2 separate regions of the Homo sapiens genome follow, and region 2 is linked to region 1. A link is an interaction called in ENCODE POLR2A ChIA-PET data of the cell type or tissue named here. Cell type or tissue: A673. All regions are shown on one strand. Links, peaks and the distances in the headings refer to the core of each region. The heading gives the core; the rest is flanking DNA.

What was found. Peaks named below come from ENCODE experiments on the same cell type or tissue, not always from the same donor. Only the 100,000 strongest peaks of a DNase experiment are listed, where the experiment ranks them.
Region 2: POLR2A ChIA-PET joins it to region 1 with 8 read pairs; 2 of 35 experiments call an interaction of 5 or more read pairs at or near these places.

The regions. Positions count from the first base shown.
Region 1 is chr2:201,749,439-201,752,364 of GRCh38, forward strand. It overlaps ALS2 (alsin Rho guanine nucleotide exchange factor ALS2), which reads right to left. Exons shown (of 34, transcript NM_020919.4): 8 at 274-351. Among named protein-coding and RNA genes, the nearest start is that of ALS2, 30 kb to the right of the region's middle. In A673, for the core only: a CTCF peak has its summit at 1,304 (motif pointing right); no DNase peak of the experiment used is centred there.
Region 2 is chr2:202,082,816-202,085,741 of GRCh38, forward strand. The region is part of intron 2 of KIAA2012; the gene reads left to right. Among named protein-coding and RNA genes, the nearest start is that of KIAA2012, 11 kb to the left of the region's middle. In A673, for the core only: no CTCF peak of the experiment used is centred there; a DNase peak (open chromatin) is centred at 1,716.

The DNA of each region.
Region 1 (2,926 bases), core at 246-2,745:
AGAAAGCACTTTTTCATTTTTTTACTTAAAAAAACAAAGAAACTATGCATATTTAATGAACAGTTGAAGCTAAGAAATATAAACACATAAAAAACGGATATTTAGCTTGAAAACACGTGGCTTCCTGTTTTTAAAAATTTTCTTATGAAAACCAAAACAAATTTAGGTTGTACGTATGAAATTCCCCCGATATTTTAAAATAAGAAATGGAGAAGTATAAGGTGTTACAGCTAAGAATTGTGGAATAAGTTGCTATCAAGTTCACAAAAGTACCTTTGCAAGACGAGGAACTGTTGTTGGAAAATCGGAATGCCCAAGTTGACCAAAGGTATTGCTACCCCATGAGTAAACCTATCAAAAAAACACAGAAAAGTAGCTAAGCGTTGTGAATCTGATTTTGCACATCAACTCTGAACCTTTATAATAATTAACATATATACACAAATACCAACAATTATACATTAAGTACTTATATTAGTCTTTCACTCTTTAACAGATATTAAGGAAATTCATTTTTAACAAGACCAGAGATAATGCGCAAATAGAGTCTTGGTACATAAGAAGACAGAGTCCAAAAATTAGCTGGGCATGGTGGTGCATGCCTGTAATCCCAGCTACTTGGGAGGCTGAGGCAGGAGAATGGCTTGAACCCGGCAGGCAGAAGTTGCAGTGAGCCAAGATCATGCCACTGCATTCCAGCCTAGGCAATATGAGCAAAAGTCGGTATCCCAAAAAAAAAAAAAAGAAAAGAAAAGAAGAAGGCAGAATTGAGGAGTCAACAATAACAATAACAATAACTAACACTTTTCAGGTGCTTACTAACTGCCAGACATTGTTCTTAACACTTTCTGTATATTAATTGATGATTCATTCTCACAACAATCCTAACAAAAATAAATAAATAAGGAAACCCAGAGAGGTTAATTTACCCATGGTCACAAATTCATATGTAAGAGGCAGGATTTAATCCCAGGAATTATCGTATACTGCCTCTTTTAGAGAAAGCAATAAAAACATTAAGTGATATAGAGGAAGAGTAATCATGATTTCCTACTCTGTAGATAAAAGTACTATGGAATGAACAGAAAACCTTTCATACATGAAGAGTTACTGTAAGAGAAACACAAGTACCTACACGACACTACAGACAAAAGAAACTAGATTGCAATGACTAGGTTTAAAATGTTTGTTTATTCTGATTATGAAAGTAATTCATGGTCATTGTACAAGACTGTGACAGTACAAAAATAAAAATAGAAATAAAGTGAAAATCACTGATCAACCACTTGGTGGCACCTACTCTTTTGCACATCAGTAAGTATAGATCTGTAACATCATTGTTAATAACTATCTAGAACTCTACTGTGCATATACTTTAACAAATTACGTACTGAATTAAGTTCTTTCCAATTCCTTTTTTTTTTTTTTTTTGGAAGCAGAGTCTCGATCTTGTCACCCAGGCTGGAGCACAATGGCGCAATCTTGGCTCACTGCAACCTCCGCCTCCCAGATTCAAGCAATTCTCCTGCTCAGCCTTCCAAGTAGCTAGGATTACAGGCGCCTGTCATCACGCCCGGCTAACTTCTGTGTTTTTAGTAGAGATGGGGTTTCACCATGTTGGCCAGGCTGGTCTTGAACTCCTGACCTCAGGTGATCCGCCCACCTCAACCTCCCAAAGTGCTGGGATTACAGGCATGAGCCACCACACTCAGCCTCCAATTCTTTAATATTAAAAAGGATAGGAAAAATCCTTGAATACATATATTCATGTATCTATTTGCTTAGGATAAATTCCTAGGCAAAGACTATGCCATTCTGATTTTTGATACATACTGACAAACTCTCTTCCAGCAAGGTCCAATTTACATTCCTGCCTGCACTGCACGCACATTTTCTCCTACATCCTAATCAATGCTCAGCATTGAATGTAATCCTTAGGTTTGCATAGGTTAATCTCATAGGTGAGAAAAACACTGTACTGTTGTTTTTTAATTTAAATGTATTTGCTAAATGATCATCTTTTCATTTATTGCTGGCCATTTCTACTTCTTTTATGACGAAAATATAAATATCCTTTTGACAATTTTTATCCTTTGACAACTGTTCCTTTATATATAAGTGCAGCAACACTTTATCACATATGTTGCAGATATTTTTACCCAGTTTGTTACGTATTTTCATTTTGTTTACACTGTTTTATTTGCTGTTCGGGACTGTTGAATTATCATATTGACAAACATATCTTACTTTCTAATTTCCAGTTTTGATGTTATGTCTTTTTCTATGCCTAAAAGACTCATCTTAATTTGTTCATACACACACACGCACACATACACACAGTTCTAGTTTTTAATGACATCATTAATACACCCAGAATTAGAATATGTATAGCCATCTTAGTTTTCTCCTACAAATACGAAGCCAGTAAACATTTACTACATTTACCGGATACTCAAGTCTTGTTTTCCCAACTGAATGGAAACACCCACTTTTATATCTTAAATTCTCATATATACTTGAGATTATTTCTAGCCGACAGGCATATTTCTGTTGCATTGATCTGTTTAATTTTATAATATATAAGGATAAATCTCTCTTTTTACCTGGCTCACCTATGTTTATTCTTCTGAAGTAATTTTGGGATTATTTTATCAAATTGTAAATATTACACTGGAATATTTTGGGGACTGTACTGAATTTTCACTGTGCTGATTAATGATTTAAGAGAGAAATGACATTTTTACAACTGACGCATCTCATCCAAAAATAAAACCTCTCACTTTACTACTGCTTTCATGACCCTTCAAAAGAGTTCTAAAGTTTGCATCATATGGGTTATATGCATTTTATACTTATTCCTACTTCCTTAACACTTTTGGTGTAGTTCTGAGCAGAATTTCCTCGAGTATGTTTTGTTTTATTATAT
Region 2 (2,926 bases), core at 164-2,663, 330 kb after region 1:
TTTGTAAATGGTGTACGGTAAGAGTCCAATTTCATTTTTTTTTTTTTTTTGCATGTAAAGTATGTACTTTTGTCATCCTTATTTGACAGATAAAGAAACTGAGGCACAGGTGAATCAAATAATTTCCCTAAGGTCACACAGCTAGTGAGTCATCAAGACAGGATTACAAATCCAGGCAGATTGAGCTCTCGTAGGACCTGAAGCCTAATTTTTGCTGCTAGCAATCCTAGTTGTACCTTTACATTTATGACATATGGCTGGTCAAATCTTTGATGCTGAATGGTTTGGTCAGGGATCAAGCCTTGTTACAACACTGCATTAATGAGAACATTCAGACCACTTCACGACTTTCTTCTTTATGGCCTTGTATCCAGGAACATATGCTCACCAAAGATAGATAGGAGAGAGAGTTATCATTTGCACAGAATCCCAAAAATTAAACCTGCAGAGAAAGGGCTGGCTGAGAGCAGCAGTGTTTGCATGAGGCTGATCAAAGTCACGCTGGGGATGGAGGATGCTTTCCAGGCACAGCTGCAAGTGGCTTCTCTCCTCTCCCTCCCACCCTGCCCCGACCTCTACTCCAGTTGCACTCACCTGGCAGCCCCAAGGCTGGCTCCAGTCACACATGCACAGGTGCAACGACAATGATCAGTCACCGTGTTCTAAGATTTGGCCTTTGCCAGAGAACACTGACTCCGGCAAGACAGACTGAGGGCTAGGAGATGCCAGCTGTGCCCCTCCTGAGAGAAGGACTTCTGGCTGGAGCAGGCAGCTCACAGCACAGGTGGTCAGCAGTAAAATGCAGACATTATTGGGTTTTTCCATTCAATCGAGCCAACGTCTGAGTAGTTAGGAAATGCCCTGGGCCTAAAACAGTGCCTGACACATAGCAGATGCTCAACAAATTGTTTAATGACATATTGGTTACAAGGATATGGCCAGGGGGGCGGGGGGGCTGTAACCTCTACCCAACAGGAGTGCACAATCTGGTGAAAGAGGCGGATTTGTGCCCCAGTGACATTTTGATACAAGGCTGTCCATAAGAGAGTGAGATTATGATTTCCTAATAAAGAAGGCAGAGAGTGTGACTGCTTCTTACTGGGAAAAATCTAGAGTGGCTTCTTGGAGAAGGTAGAATTTGAGCTGAGTCTTGTAAAGATAAGTAGGGTGAGACCTTCCAGGCTTAGGTGAGCAGAGGCCTCTAGGGGAGAAGGTGCAGGGGAGGGGAAGTCAGGGTCACTAGCCAGGCTCCCTGCTGGAAATATACCTGGGGAAGTGGGTGGGGCCAAATTGTGGAGGGCTGTGCCTGCCAGTTCTGGGATTTGGGGGTTTCTCTCTTCACGCTTCTGCTGAGTCCTGCACACAAACGCTGGGCCACCGTCTGCGGTATGATGGCAGCTGGCTACCTAGGGATTTGTTGCCTTCCTGGGGACTCTGGCTCCCTGCCACCCCATATCTGCTGGGCAGGAGCACAAGCCCTACCGTCTCCTTCTATCCTCTGAAAACCTTCAGTGGCCAGCACTAGAGCAGGTGGACAAGACAGCCAGTGCGGGGGAAGGGACAGTTACACAGGAGTCCCCTTCATGCCTCTGCATTCAGAGACCTCATATGCATCAGGAAGGCAACTGGCCAGAGCAAGTCCCTCGTTAAAGGAAGCACTCATGGTGGAATGTGGATAATAGGCCACCCCGTGCACACTAATTACTCATTGCAGAAGAAACCCGAAGCTGGGATTGATTGGCAAAGCCGAGGCAGGCCTGAACAGTCTGAAACCATCCATAGCCAGCCTCCTGCTGTCATGTTTATTTTCCTGTTCCAGAAACTCCCTCCCTGGCTCCCTTCTGTCTCCTTTTATATTTTAGAGTGACTTTTGAGTGGGTGGTTAGGTCTAGGATAACTTTAGGGAAGAACTAAGGAAATATGCATGAGAAGAGGGTGGGTGCCAGAAAATTAGTTAATTTTTAACATGTTTTCTATTTAGAAATATAATCTATATCACTGAAAACTTGATTTTATTTTTTTAAAAAAAAGAGAGAGAAGAAAGAACTATTTGTAATCTTATGCCCAGCACCCTAATACTCCCATTATTAGCTTTTTCATCTATTTTCTTCCAGTCTTTCCATCATGACTATACACAGGATATGCTTGTATGAGGTTGTAATTATACTATACATGCTTTCTTATATTTTGTTGTTTTCCACTGAAAATATTCTTCAACAGGTTGGAAGTGAGTAAGTAGATTTCACCCTGACTGGTATCCTCGGTTAGCCCTAAGCAGGCCTTGGGCATCCCTCAGTGCTTCAGTTTATCCAGTGAGATGGGACATTATTAACCAACTTCATGGGCATAATTTGAGAAGTTATTAAAAGAAACCAGGAAACTAGAAAAAAACTTAAAGAGAATGTGGTAGACAGGATGTCCTGCCAAAGATATCTATGTCCTAATCCCTGGGACCTGAGAGGTTACAGGGCAAAGGGAAATCAAGGTTGCCGATGGAATTAAGGTTATCATCAATAGATGGCCTCGAAATGGGGATATTATCTTGGATGATCCAGGTGGACCCAAGGTAAGCACAAGAGTCCTTAAAAGCAGAAGAAGGAATCAGAAGGAAGATCAGAGAGAGGGCAGCCTGAGAAGGACTCAGCTTAAGGTTGCTGGCTTTGAAGATGGAGGAAAGGGCCACAAGCCAAGGAATGAAGGTGGGGGTGACCTCTAGAAGCTGGAAAAGGCAGGGAAACAGATTCTTCCCTAGAGCCTATAGAAGGAACTCAGGCCTGTCAGCACCTTGATTTTAGCCAGTGAGACCCATTTTGAACTTCTAACCTCCAGAACAGTATGAGAATAATACATTTATGTTGTTTAAACCACTAAATGTATGGTAATTTGTTAACAGCAGCAATAGGAAATGAATACACCAAGATCAGCT